Regions from separate parts of the Homo sapiens genome. Here region 1 is linked to region 2. A link is an interaction called in ENCODE POLR2A ChIA-PET data of the cell type or tissue named here. Cell type or tissue: OCI-LY7. All regions are shown on one strand. Each heading gives the region's core, and the rest is flanking DNA. Links, peaks and the distances in the headings are about the cores only.

The links. Peaks named below come from ENCODE experiments on the same cell type or tissue, not always from the same donor. Only the 100,000 strongest peaks of a DNase experiment are listed, where the experiment ranks them.
Region 1: POLR2A ChIA-PET joins it to region 2 with 11 read pairs; 2 of 35 experiments call an interaction of 5 or more read pairs at or near these places.

What each region holds. Positions count from the first base shown.
Region 1 is chr1:15,105,683-15,112,360 of GRCh38, forward strand. The region is part of intron 13 of KAZN (kazrin, periplakin interacting protein); the gene reads left to right. It overlaps TMEM51-AS1 (TMEM51 antisense RNA 1), which reads right to left. Exons shown (of 5, transcript NR_027136.1): 5 at 6,133-6,678. Among named protein-coding and RNA genes, the nearest start is that of TMEM51-AS1, 43 kb to the right of the region's middle. RefSeq lists an enhancer at 6,182-6,678. In OCI-LY7, for the core only: no CTCF peak of the experiment used is centred there; no DNase peak of the experiment used is centred there.
Region 2 is chr1:14,825,104-14,832,955 of GRCh38, forward strand. All of the region lies in intron 1 of KAZN (kazrin, periplakin interacting protein), which reads left to right. It overlaps LOC124903848 (a long non-coding RNA gene), which reads right to left. Exons shown (of 3, transcript XR_007065476.1): 1 at 666-7,852. Among named protein-coding and RNA genes, the nearest start is that of KAZN, 230 kb to the left of the region's middle. RefSeq lists an enhancer at 913-1,453. In OCI-LY7, for the core only: no CTCF peak of the experiment used is centred there; a DNase peak (open chromatin) is centred at 3,878.

The DNA of each region.
Region 1 (6,678 bases), core at 1,420-6,419, 280 kb after region 2:
GGAGCAGCTGGGCCACTCCCCATGTTATACAGGTGGGGAAACTGAGGCTTAAGGAAAAATTGTGCATGTATGGCAGGGTCCAGGTGTCCTGGGCTGCTCTTCCCTATTGGAGGCTGACACCCAAGCTGTTCTCAAAGTGAGGCCCACCCCACAGACCCTTGCAGCAGAATCATTGAAGCTATTGTAAAATGCAGATTCCCTGGTCCTGCCTCAGACTTGCAGGACAAGTATCTGCTGGCAGAGCACAGGACTCTACATTTTTAGCATTTTGGGGTGCTTCTTACAGAGACAATGTTTGATAAGAACTCTGTTTTAGGCCAGGCATGGTGGCTCATGCCTGCAATCTCAGCACTTTAGGAGGCGGAGGCAGGAGGATTGCTTGAGTCCAGGAGTTCAAGATCAGCCTGGGCAACATAGCGTGACCTTTTCTCTACTAAAAATTAAAAAAATTCCCTGGAGGTGGTGGAGTGCACCATATAATCCCAGCTACTCAGGAGGCTGAGGCTGGGGATTACTTGAGCCCGGGAGTGTGAGGCTGCAGTGAGCTATGATTATGCCACTGTACTCCAGCCTGGGTAACAGAGCAAGGGTCCATCTCTACAAAACAGAAAAACAAAACAAAACCCTCCTCCAGGAGCCATGAATCAAAAGACACAGGAAAAAGCCTTTTCTCCTCAGAATTATCCCCTTTCCCTGACTTCCCTTCTGGAGCCACATGATCTGTAACAAACTTTTTTCTGAGCCCTGGAGAGATGGCTCTAGCTGAATATTAGCAGGCATTTGTGTATCTGATTAAACTCTTGACCACTCATGAGGTGACAGGTGTGTTCAGGACTAAGACTAGTCAGGGAGCACCAGAGAAGGGACTGGTGGGGACAAATAGGGTGGGTTCTTATGTTGTGGTGGGGCAGGGACTTCTTCAAGAATGAGACGAAATCAATGAACCTCTCAATGATAAGATAAGAGGGAAATGACTCTGTCCAGGCTCCACATTCACCAAGAGCTTATGGGTCCCAATATGACGTCATCTCTAGTCTCTTCCCACAACTTTGACAATGCACATGACCCAAAGGCGCCAAGGAGAAGTCTCTGCCATGGTCTCATGGTATCTGCTTTGACACACACTGACTTCCTGCATCTCCCGATAAACCTTGGTCCGGCGCCAACAATGTGTCAGTCATAGGACTGTTCTTTAAGGACCTGGAGAATAAAACCAGTGGGCAGGAAGGATGCAGCAAGGAGCAGAGGTACCCAAAGGCAGCTGCCAGGGGATCGGAGGAGTCAAAACAAACAAAAAAAATATGCCTTGAAGGCAATATGGCCTGTCACTAAAACAGAGTCAGGGACAGGACACACAAAGGAGCAGGACTGGAACCAGAGCAGGACTGGAACCCAGGTCTCTACTCCTAGTCAGAAGCTCTTTCTGGAACTGATCTCTCTCCCCTGGGATCTAAGCTAGAATAGTGCCCCTTTTGCCATAAAAGCCACCCTCCACAGTCATTGAACACCTGCTGTGAGCAGGCACTTGGGTGATCCATGTCCTGCCTTCACGAAGCTTACAGAGATGGGAGAAGACCTCATAGGTGGATGGTGTGGAGTTCCAGCCCAGGGCCTGCTTCCACTCCAGGTTTTCTCTCTTTCCCTTTTTTAATAGATCTCTGAGGGTCTCTGCTCATCCAAGAAAGGCTTTGGCTCCCATCCAGGCAAGAAACTGGTTTCATAGACAACTAGGTGAAGACATAAACCCATCCAGAATGCCTTGTGGCACTCTAGCCCCAGGCAACCCAAGTTCAAATCCCAGCAGCACCAATCCTGGCTGTGTGACCCTGGGCAAGTTACTTAACCTCTCTGAACTGTACTTTCCTCATTTGTAAAATGAGTATGGTAATCACTATCTGCCACCCAAAGAGTTGATGGCAAGATGAGATAAGACAATGCATAAAGCAATTGGCAAAGGAACCAGTACATCATAAGACACCCAATAATATAAATATTAGTGATTTATTCCAAACCCACCCCTAGCCCCACCACCGCTGCCTCCCATTCCTCCTCTGCAGGGCAATGGCTGCAATGTGGTTTCGAGCCCCAGCATCACTGCTTTCTTGCTGTGTTGAACATGAGCTAGTGGTTTTAGGTTTTACTCTCTGAGCCTCAGTTTCTTCCTCTGTAATAGGGGAATATGACTCATACCGACCTTGTAGCTTTGTTCCAAAGGTTCAGTGAGGCAAATTGTATGCAGCCTGCTTGATACATAGATGCCCGGCAGTAACTGAGAGCTTCTGCCCCTGCCTTCATCTGGAGGCAGAAGAATCTCCATGCAGTCAATTTCCTCTGGAGTAGCTGCATAGGAGTCCCCTTCTGTCAGTTTGCTCCAGCGTTCTCATTAGCATTTCAATGGAGAAGAACAATTCCATTACAAACTCAAATAGACTTGACCCTCAAACACATAGAATGAGAGAACCTTGTCACCTGTCCCACCTCCTCGGCTGACAGGCTTCCCAAGACATTGGCAATGGAAAACATTTATTCTCTGGTCACTCAGCAGGCCGCTGGAATGGGGGTGGAAGGACACATTGAGCTTAGATGAGATTCTGTCCCACCCCACCCTCAAACCATCCCTGAAATGTGAGCCCAAACTCCAGGCACTGGGTCAGCTGAGTGCCCAGAGGCGTGGGCCTGTGTGCAATGGGACCCAGCGGGGCCTTTGAGGCCACATTCTGGCTCCTCCGCCATCATCGTGTGATTTTAGACAAGAAATTTACCCTCTCTGAGCCACGGTTTTTTCAGCTTGCAATGGGGATGATCACTCCTTCTTCCCAGGGCTTTGCAGAGGGTTTGCTGAGCCACCGTGGTGAGGAGCTGACAGTGTGCCCAGCACGTAGTGGGTGGCCCTCGAGTACTCTTTCCTTCCCATTCATTTTCTCCAGCACAGCATCTTGTGCCTCTCTGCCCTTGTAAATCCTTGGTTAATGGGTTGAGACTCAATGCTCGGGCTGGCCCACCTGGTGGAGGCTGACTCCCAACCCCCAACCTTCCTTCCTGCACCATGATGCCTATTTAGTGCCCAGGGTTCTCTACATTGACTCAGGAGAGTCCAGTGAGATGCCCCATTCTCCATAACGTTCCCTCATCAAAAGTTCCCCTTCTAACGTACCATTTCCTCGAGGTCTAAGTGACTAGAAATACTTAATAGGTCGGTTCAAAGCTTCCAAAGACCTTGGCCCTGTGCTTGGCTTATGCCCTGGAGTTTTCGTGTTTTCATCTTATCCAAAGGCCTAGATGGGGGGATTTCAGCCACTGTGGAAAAAATAAGGAGGGAGGATATTTTGGCACACTGGAGGCCAAGGTCACCCCGTATTCCTTTGTCTACAGAAAGACAACCACTTTCTGTGCATAGGGTAGCTTGTTAAGACCAGGGCTGGCCAGGCACGGTGGCTCACACTTGTAATCACACCACTTTGGGAGGTCGAGGCCGGTAGATCACTTGAGCCCAGGAGCTGGAGACTAGCCTGGGCAACATGGCAAAACCCGGTCTCTACCAAAAATACGAAAATTAGCTGGGTGTGGTGGCGTGCACCTGTAGTCCCAACTGCTTGTGAGGCTGAGGTGGGAGGATCACCTGAGCCCAGTAAGCCAAGATTGCACCACTGCACTCCAGCCTGGGCAACAGAGCGAGACCCTCGCTCAGAGGAAAAAAAAGATCAGGGCTGCTTACTGGACTTTATCGTACAGATGAGGAAACTGAGGCCCAGTAAGGTGTTTTACTCGCACCAGAACATATGGAGGGAATAGCTGAGCAGGAACTCCAACCACGTCTGTGTCCCCAAAGCCTTTGGCCACAGTAAGATGTAATTGTAGCAATTACTCTTTCTATTGTTACTCAGAGCTTAATGTTTATGTGTGTGTATATGTATGGGTATGTATGGGTATGTGTGTGTGTGTGTATATATGTGTATGTGTGTTTGTATGTTTGTGTATGTGTTTATATGTGTGTATATGGGTGTATGTGTATGTTTGTGTATGAGCGTGTTTGTGTGTATATATCTGTGTGTATGTGTGTTTGTGTTTGTATGTTTGTGTCTGTATGTCTGTGTATATATGTGTTTGTGTGTATGTGTATGTGTGTGTTGTATGTGTATGTATGTGTATGTGGTGTTTGTGTATGTTTATGTGCGTGTATATATGTGTGTATGTGCATGTGTGTGCTTGTGTGTATATGTGTTTGTGTATGTTTGTGTATGGGTGTGTGTGTGTGTGTGTTTGTGTATGTGTTTGTATATGTGTGTTTGTATGTTTGTATGTTTATGTGGGTATATGTGTGTTGTGTATGTATGTGTAGATGGTGTTTGTGTATGTGTGTATATATATATGTGCGTGTGTGTGCCTGTGTGTGTATGTGTGTATATGTATGTGTGTATGTGCGTATTTGTGTGTGTATTTGTGTATGTGTCTGTGTATTTGTGTATGTGTGTGCATATGTGTTTGTGTGTGTATATGTGTGTTGTGTATGTGTGTATGTTTAGGTGGTGTTTGTGTGTGTTTGTGTATGTGTATATATGTATATGTGTATGTGCACTTGTGTGTGTATATGTGTGTATGTTTGTGTGTGTGTATATGTATGTGTGTATTTGTGTATTTGTGTGTGGGCATATTGTATATGTGTGTATGTTTGTGTGTATGTGTGTATATGTAGTGTGTATTTGTGTGTTTGTGTGTGTCTGTGTATTTGTGTGTGCGCATATGTGTTCATGTGTATTTGTGTATGTGTGTATTTGTGTGTGTTTGTATGTTTGTGTATTTGTGTGTGTATGTATGTGTGTGTATTTGTGTGTTTGTGTGTATGTGTTTGTGTGTGTGCATATGTGTTTGTGTGTGTGTGTGTGTGTATCCTCTCATTTAGTCCTCACAATGACCTGCCGAGGAAGTTCTGTTATTAACCCCACTCTGCTCAGCACGCGGCCCAGGCCATGCCAACGCTAAGGCACTGAGCCAGGCTGCTGACGTGGAGCCCACACGTGCGACCACTGTCCTACCCTAAATCCCAAAGTGGGAAGGCCGTGGTCTAGACCTTGATCCCAGAGGCCCAAGTTCAATTTCCATCCCTGCCACTGGGTGTCTTGTGTATCTTTGGACAAGACACACCCCCTCTTTGGTCTTCTGTCTCTTCAGTGAAAATAAGAGATGGGACCCTGAGGCTCTCCCAGGCTTATTTGACTGCTAGTGTTCCAAGAGCTGGGGGATCCAGCACCCCTCTGTGCCAGAGAGCAAACAGCCAGCTACCTGAGTTTACATTTTTTGGCTTCTGCAATTACAGCTGCTTCCCCACTGGACCTGGGGAATTTCGCCTCCAGGTGGAGCAGAGGGGCCATTCATGAGGGCATTTCCTGACCCACCACTGAGCAAGGCCCTCCCTGTTATGTGGAAGCCTGTGGAACCCAAGAGTTTGAGAACGTAGCTCATTTGCCATTCAATCAGTGCTGTCTCCTACACACCACTCCCCTCCCTTGAACTTTCTCAGCAAAATTTGCCCCAGAAGAAGAACTTCTCTGAGGCAGCTTAAAAGATGCTAGAAGGTTCTGTTGTTGTTGTTTGTTGTTGTTGTTGTTGTTGTTGTTTTAAACAGAGTCTTGTGCTGGAGTGCAGTGGTACGATCTCGGCTCACTGCAACCTCCACCTCCCAGGTTCAAGTGATTCTCCTGAGGTTCAATCTTAGCCTCCGAGTAACTGGGATTACAGGTGTGCACCACCATGCCCAGCTAATTCTTTTTGTAATTTTAGTAGAGATGGGTTTTGCCATGTTGGTCAGGCTGGTCTCGAACTCCTGGCCTCAAGTGATCCACACGCCTTGGCCTCCCACAGTGCTGGGATTACAGGCATGAGCCACCATGCCCGGCCTAGAAGTTTCATTTCTTTCAATGAGTCTACCTCCGTGGTGACTTCTGGCTCCAGGCCGGGCCTCTTGCCCCAAATCTGTTTATCCACAGCATTGATATGCAGACTTTTTCTGTATAAGGCCAGATAGTGAATATGTTACGATCTGGGAGCCATATGATCTCTGTCAAAAGTCTACAACTCTGTCCTTATAGCAACAAGACAGCAGCCATAGACAACACATAAGCAAATGGGCACTGCTGAGTTCCAATAAAACTTTATTTATAAAATCAGTCGGCCAGCTGGATTTGACCTGCAGGCAGGCTGTAGTTGGCCAAATCCTAACAGAAGCTTCCATGCTTTTGCACAAAGAAGGGAGTCATGGGGGCAGCTTCAGGCAGAAAGCCAGGTGGGGGACACAGATTGCAAATTCAGAGCAGGGGAGACTCCTCATGCTTCTCCAAGCACAACTAATTAGCTACCATGCTGAGATTCTCATCTGGAGTCTGTTGCAGTAAGGTTCACAGTACACTGAAGAGTTAAGATCAAGACTTTGGAGTGTCAGAAGCCTGAGTTCAGATCTTGATTCTGCCGCTAACAGCTGTGTCGTCTTGGGCAAATTGCTTGCTGTCTCTGGCCTCCTTTCCCTGTAATGCTGGGCTGGCAGTCCCAAGCCCCAGGCATGTTGTGAGAATCACGCTTATAAAGTGCTGAGCACAAGGATGGCACGTGGGAGGTAATCAGTCGGTCTCAGCAGCTGTGGTCATTGTCACCAATGTGTGTGTGTGTGTGTGTGTGTGTGTGTGT
Region 2 (7,852 bases), core at 1,139-6,138:
AAACAGGGAATTTCAGAGTCTCGCAAAAGCTAGCAAGGACTGCCTTTTAAGTCATGTCCATTCAAAGGCCTGGACCATCCCTGAGGCCGCGAAGGCACAGAGAGAACAGAACAGCTTTTGGGATGTGTTTTATGATGCTCAGAGATCCTATGACTCCTTTCTTGACTCCACTTCTGTGGCTCCACCTGGAAGCTGTCTCTCCAGGCCAGCTTTTCTCATCTGTCCTAGAAAATGCCATCTCCATCACCGCTTCTTTTTGCTGTTTTATCTTTCTCGCTCTTTTTCAGTCATCCCACACTCTCTCTAGACTTTATTTAAACAAGTATGCATTCCTGCTTGCCGCGGGCCTGAAAAAACCATAACGATGTTGTATGTAAAAGAGCTGTCTGTGCCTCCAGGCATGAGGGCTTTTCGTGTATAATTCACATCATCCTCACAAAACTCCAATGAGCCAGCTACTTTTATCATCATCCCCATTTTCCAGGCAAGCAAACTGAGGCACAAAGAGACTAAGTCACTTGCCCAAGGACACATATCTAGTAAGGGACCACGTTGGGATTGGAACCCAGGCCTTCCACCTCTAAAGCCTGTGCACTTAATCCCCAAGCTGCATTCATCCCATTGTCGCCTGATCAAGCCCCACCTGTGTGTTCTTCATACCTTACCTTGCGTGTCATTGACTCCCCAGGACTGGACTTTCTGTCCATGTGTCCACTGCAAGGCCTCTGAGACCACAGCCCTCACTCTTATTTGTTGTTAGTGGTTTAATTCTGTCTCTCTGGTCCACACGCTCCAGGAGGGCACATTGATATCTCCAGCACTTAACCCAAGGCCAGCACGTAGCAGGTGCTCAGTGAACACGCTCTGAATTGGTGGACAGCTGGCTGAATGGTAACAAGACACAGAGATTCAATTGCTCCTCAAAGTCCACATAGCAAAGAAGGGGCTGGACCTGGACTCAGACCCAAGTTTTAGAAAAGCAGGTCCATGCTGGCCGCTGAGTCCCCTGCCCATCGAGAGCCACATGGAAATGTTTTGCTGGTGGAAGCCCGTGCACCCCCATCTGAGGGACAGAGGCACAGAGAGACTCCTTTTGTTGTTCCTCCCAGATTGCAAAAGCAGGAATAAAGGGAAAGAAGGGAAAATTTCCCAGCATGTGACCAGGAGGGTGTGCTAATTGTCTGCGGATGTTCGTAAAAGGCAAGAATCTGTCTCATTGTCAGGCGCTCTGGCGTTGGCCATATGGATTTATTTTAGTGGATTTTTGTGTTGTAGAGTTTCTGATAAACACAGGATGAGTCATTGCCTGCTTCTGCAATTGCACTCAAGCCTGAGCCACCCTCCTCAACACTCTGAGACCTCCTGAGAGCCAGGTTGCAATTTCTGGAAAATTCTACAGAGCGGCCTTGCTGCTCCTGGGGGCGGCTGATGGCCCGTTCCCCATGGGTGTCGCCTCCCTCCTCTGTGCCTTCTCAGCCTCGGTCCCGCGCTGGCCGTTTCCCTCCCATGTCAGTGGTTCTGTCGGTTTCACATGCATGCCCCCACTGAGACTGTTAAGTTCCTCTCCAGTAGCGGCTGGATTTTTTTTCATCTCGGTTTTTACAGAACCTGGTATCCCCACATGCCCAACATGCACCTGCTGAAGGATGAACCTGGAATTTCCTGTTTCCCATTGGTAAGCCTGGCTGGGAATCTGGGCTTAAAAGAATTCAGGCCGCCTTTGCTCTTCTCACCCACTCAGATTTTCATGGACAACAAGTTGGTGCAGCGAAAAGAATGAAGACTTGGGGTCAGACCAAATGGGGTTCAGATCCTGGCTCGGCGGCTGTGTGATGTGGGGTTAGCCAAGCTCTCCGAGTCCCAGTGTCTGTGTTTGTGCTCTTGGAATCAATCCCCACCTATTGGAGCTGCCGTGAGGGCGGAATCAGATGATGTGCGGGAGGCTGCGCACATCAGGCAGTTCTGTGGATGTTGGATGCCTTTCCTCTTTCCCCTCACCTGGGAAAAGAGAGGGATGGGCCCAGTCCTGAGGCATCCATTGGCTAAGGTAACTTTCTGTCATGCAGGGACCCAACCCAGTAGTGATTGACTTGAAAAAACTCAAGGCTGACTCTGAGCATTCTGGGGGCAGGGATTTTGTTTTTTTGTGTTTTGGTTTTTTAAACTTTCCGTAAGTGTTTGGGGTACAGGTGGCATTTGGTTGCATGAGTACGTTCTTTAGTGGTGATTTGTGAGATTTTGGTGCACCCATCACCCGAGCAGTGTACACTGAACCCAACGTGTAGCCTTTTATCCCTCACCTGCTTCCCACCCTTTGCCCTGAGTCCCCAAAGTCCATCATATCATTCTTAGGCCTTTGCGTCCTCGTAGCTTAGCCTCCACTTATGAGTGAGAACATGCGACGTTTGCTTTTCCATTAGGGGCAGGGATTTTATTTGCCTCCCCCTGCACACTAGGCTGACAGACAGTAAAATTGCTTAGGGCTGAGCTGGGTTCAAGAGGAGGGTTGTTGGGAAAGAGGGAGTGGGTCCCAGAGAGGAGCCCTCGAAGCAGGCCCCAGAGGCTGGTAAGCAGCCGCCACTGGCCCTTTGGAGAATGTTCACAAGGGCCTTTCTGCCAGCAAGCTTCAATTTTTTAATAAAGCAGCTGTCTTACCTTCAAAGTTTGGGAACCAGTAATGAGTGGGCATGTCTATGGGATTGAGAAACTCTCCACTCAAGGATCCCCTGGCTAAGGTGGAACAGGAGCCCCTAACTTGGGGTTTCACATGTTGTCATAGGAAACCCTAGAAATAGACTGGGGTTTCTTTTATTCCTTCTCCATTTGCATAAAAGTTGGCTGTGGCCCTTCCTGTCATCTTGGGAAGACGACTAAAGTTAAATAACATTGCTGGAAACAGAGGTCCAATGCTTAAGCCAGAGATGACAAATACTAGCACACAGGGCATAACTCAGCCCTCCCCTGCCTGTGGCAGACATACACAATCAATCACCGAATTCTCTATGCCATCCCTTGGCATACACAATCAATCGACAAATGCTCTATGCCATCCCTGGCAACATAGTCACAGTTCAGGGAACTTTCTGAATTGTGATCATTGTGATCATTTATATTAATAAACATCTTCTCTTTTAAAAAGGAGAAAACAACATAAAATATCTCGGCTAAAACATGTATCACTGCACTGTGTAAATATTCAGGACTCTGGAGATTGCATCTCAATTGTTTTATTTTCGTCCTATTTTATTTGAGTATAAACAATAAATATGTTGCAAATTATTAATGGAAAACCGTGTTTAAAAATTACAGCTATTATCGATCAATTGGATGAAATAATCGCTACAATCACTGGATAATTAGATCCTTCCTGGCCTAAGAGGAGGGTGCATGAGCTCTGGGATTGATTCTCTGCTCAACGGAGTCCCAGAACCAAGAGGAGAGATTCCTGAACCCTGGGGCAGCCACGTTGGCAATTTTAAGTTGCGGTAGCAGTCCATAGTCCCCCCAAGAAAGGAAGAAACTACATCCATTATAAATGCTTTTAGCTGAAGGTTACAGAAACCTTGACTAAAAGTTGCTTAAACTATGTTTTTTTCCCCCACTAAATAAAAAAATGCTGTGGTTGGTAGCACTGGACGGGTACAACAGTCCAAAAGCATCATCAGGAACCCAGTCTCTTTCCATCTTTCCAAGTTGGCATCCAGAGGTTGGTGGTTTGTTACTTCATGGTCACAAGATGGCTGCAGATGCTCCAAGCTCCACATTCCCATTTCAGGCAGGAAGAAGGCAGAAGAGATAGCGAGAGCAACATTTGTACTGCTTTAATCAGGAGATCTCCCGAGAGACTTCTACTTAAGTCTCACTGGCCAGAACAGGGTCACATGGCCACCCTTGCTACAAGAGAGGCTGAGAAAGCGAGGAACAGGATATCCTGGGTGGCTTAAGCCATTAGTTCATGATCCTTCACCTGGGGCTGAGTATACTGTTACTCTGAACAAGCAGGGGCTCTGTTAGCAGGAAAGGAGAGCCTGGAAATTGAGTAGACAGCTAATAGTGTCGTGACTGACTCACGAGAAGACCATGCCCCAAGTCCCTTTGAGCCATGATAGGCATGAATAACAGAGCTATGGATGACTTTATGGTTCCTTGTTCATTGATTCCCTCAACACATATTTAATCAGTATCTAGTGGATATGAGAAATTGTGCTAGGATAAGAAAAGAAGTGCAGAATTATTTAGGAACATGTAACAGAGATGGAGGACAACACAGGAACTTTCTCGGGAAAGTGACAGCTAAGCCAAGAGAAGAAATGAGTAACAGCTGGTTGTGATGGCACATGCCTATAATCCCAGCTACTCGGGAGGCTGAGGCAGGAGGATCTCTTGAGCTCAGGGGTTCAAGGCTGCAGTGAGCTATGATTGTGCCGCTGTACTCCAGCCTGGGTGACAGAGCAAGACTCTGTCTCTGAAAAAAAGAAAAGAGTAACAGTTTGCCAGCTTGTCCCTTGTCCTGTGTGCATGTGTTTATTGGGGTAGGGAGGTGGATTTGTGAGAGGGGCAGACTGGAGGAGAGACGACTGTTACAGGCAGACAGAATGATGTGTGTGAAGGTCTTGATTGTCAAAGAAGCGTGACAAATTTTCAGAGATCAGAGGAGGCTAGTGTGGCCAGAGCATAGAAGGTAAGCCTGGAAAGACAGGCAGACACTGGATAGTGAAGGACCATATGAGCCAACCTGAGTTTAGACTTCGTCCAAAGGTCATGTCTGCCCCAGCCCTGTTCAGGGGCAGTCCCAGGCCCTAGGCTTTGCTAGTGGGAAGCAGGTAAAAGCAGCACTAGCCACTAGCCCCCACTAGCAAGTGGTCAACACATGAGCCTTCTTTGTGGCTATAGTAATCAGTTCTTTCTTCTTTGTGGCTATAGTAATCACAGTTAAGGGTGGGGAAAATGGTTTAATAATAACAGGTGTTGGGGGAGTAGTTATAGCTACATATTATTAAAAAGGCCAAAGGTAGCTGGCTTCAGGCACAGCTGGATCCAGGGGCTCAAGTCGTGTCATCATGAATCTGTCTCTCTTTTTCTAGACTCTTTCTTCCTTTGTGTTGGCTTCACTCACAGACAGGCTTTCCCTGAGCCGTAGCAGGTGGCCATGAGAAGCTCCAGACTTATGTTCTATAAACCTTGGGCCAGAGGGAAAAATGACAGTCCCAGCAAAGGTCCTAGGAGAACTCTCCTTGGCCCAACTTGGGTGACGTGTTCATCCCTGAATGTATCACAGAGAACAAGGGATGCTGTGCTTTAATTGTCAGGCCTGAGTCAGGTGCCCAGCCCTCAGGAGCCTGCAGAGTGAGCCAAGAGAGAAGGGGCGTATTAGTCCATTCTCACACTGTTGTAAAGAACTACCTGAGACTGGGCAATGTATGGAGAAAGGAGGTTTAATTGACCCACAGTTCTGCAGGCTGTACAAGAGGCACGGCTGGGAGGCCTCAGGAAACTTACAATCATGAGGAAGGCGAATGGGAAGCCAGTCTTCCCATGGCAGAGCAGGAGAGAGAGAAAGAGAGTGAAGGGGGAGTGCTACACACTTTTAAACAACCAGATTTCATGAGAACTCTATCTCAAGACAGCACCAGGGGGATGGTGCCAAACCATTAGAAACCACCACCATGATCTAATCACCTTCCACCAGGACCCTCCCACAACACTGGGGATTACAGTTCAACATGAGAGTTGGGTGGGGACATAGCCAAACCATATCAAGGGAGAAATGTGGATGCTGTCATGTTCAGGTGGACTGAGCACCAGGCAGTCCCTGCAGCCTCATTCTTACCTCACCCATCAATGTCAGGATGTGCCTGTTCCCCCAGCTCCAGCCCTTCTCTACCTCTTCATGCTGTGCATCCCATCTGATGACCCAGGCGCTCTCTCCCACTTTTAGTAGAGACAGGGTTTCACCATGTTGGCCAGGCTGGTCTCGAACTCCTGACCTCAGGTGAGCCACCTGCCTTGGCCTCCCAAAGTGCTGGGATTACAGGCGTGAGCCACCACGCCTGCCCAATTCTCTTGTTTTTGCTCATGCCCATTCCCTTGTTTTTGCTTATGCCCATTTGGCTTCAGGTACAGCTGGATCCAGAGGCTCATCCCTGATGGATCACAGAGAAAACCCTCGGTTGTCCTCCACCCAGGATGGAACTGCTTCTAACTGTTCTGGAGAATTCCTGGCAATCCCAGTTCCTCTGCTGCTGCTGCTGCTGCTGCTTCTGCTGCTCCCAAGAAAGTGGGACGCCTCCCTTCCTGTACTCTTCCCTTCCCTGACCTGGCAGAGCCCAGCCAACAGCATTGGTCAGTTCTGCCTTTGATAAAGAAAAATGTCGAAGTTTCCCTCTGTCACATAAAATGAAGATGTGGGTGCTGTGTGTTGCTTTCCGTTCAGCAGTTTCTCAGCGGCCTGGCCAGCACACCACCATGAAGGCATTGATTTATTCCATCTAATACACAGCACTGCTTATTAGTGCTCTCAATCTGACAAGAAATATTGAGCCTACCGCCGAGGTTTTACAAAAATATGAATACATCCCTATCTGGACTCTGAGCTAAGAGAGCATTTTGCCCACTGAATGGGAAACCGAGACAGGGAAATGACAAGCGACTGTGCTGAGGCTCGGGTGGGCCCTGCTTGTCCTTCATTGCCTCCTCCAGCTTATCTTGCCTGGACGCCTCCTCTGAAATCCTCACTGTATTATTCAGGACTCTGGGTTGCGAGTGACAGAAACCCAACTCAAATGAGCATGAGCAAAAACAAGGGAATTGGCTGGGCTTAGTGGCTCACACCTGTACTCGCAGCACTTTGGGAGGCCGAGGGAGGTGAATCACCTGAGATCAGGAGTTCGAGACCAGCCTGGCCAACGTGGTGAAACCCCATCTCTATAAAAGTACAAAAAAATTAGCCAGGCATGGTGGCAGGCACCTGTAATCCCAGCTACTTGAGAGGCTGAGGCAGGAGAATCACTTGAACCCAGGAGGCAGAGGTTGCAGTGAGCAGAGATCGCACCATTGCGCTCCAGCCTGGGCAACAAGAGCGAAACTCCATCTCAAAAAAAAAAAAAAAGACACACACACTCACAAGAGAATTTACTAAGCTACAGGCATGGCTGAATCTGCCACACCCCACACCCCCCACGTCTCTCTATCTCTGGGATCTGCTGTGCTGTGGTGGAGGGGACTTCATTCTTAAGCAGGGCCTCTCCCATCTTAGCCCCTGGAATTTGCAAAACACATCCTTACTGCTCAGCAGCTTCGACAGAGAGAGGATGACTCTTTCCCAGACTTTTCAGTAGACATCCTGGGAGTAATGTTCACTATCTTTGATTGGATCAGTTTTGATCTTGGATCTAGGGTCTAGGCTAAGGGTGTCCAAAATCTTTTGGCTTCCCTGGGCCACACTGGAAGAAGAATTGTCTTGGGCCACACATAAGATACACTAACACTGACGATAGCTGATGAGCTAAAAAGAGAAAGAAAGAAAATCACAATGCCCTAAAAAAGTTTACAAATTCGTATCGGGCTGCATTCAAAGCCATCCTGGGCTAATGCACAGCCCACGTGCCCTGGGTTGGACAAGTATGGTCTAGACCAATCCCGCCACTTGATTCTGCCTGGCCCACAACCTAAGAATGCTATTCACACATTTAAATGGTTGAAAAAAAACAAAGGAAGAGCAATATATCATGACCTGTGAAAGTTACATGAAATTCACGTTTCAGTGTCCATAAAGACTTATTGGAACCCAAGCGTGCTCATTCCTTTAGGGCTTGTCGAAGGCCGCTTTTGTGCTACAGTGGCAGAGTTGAAT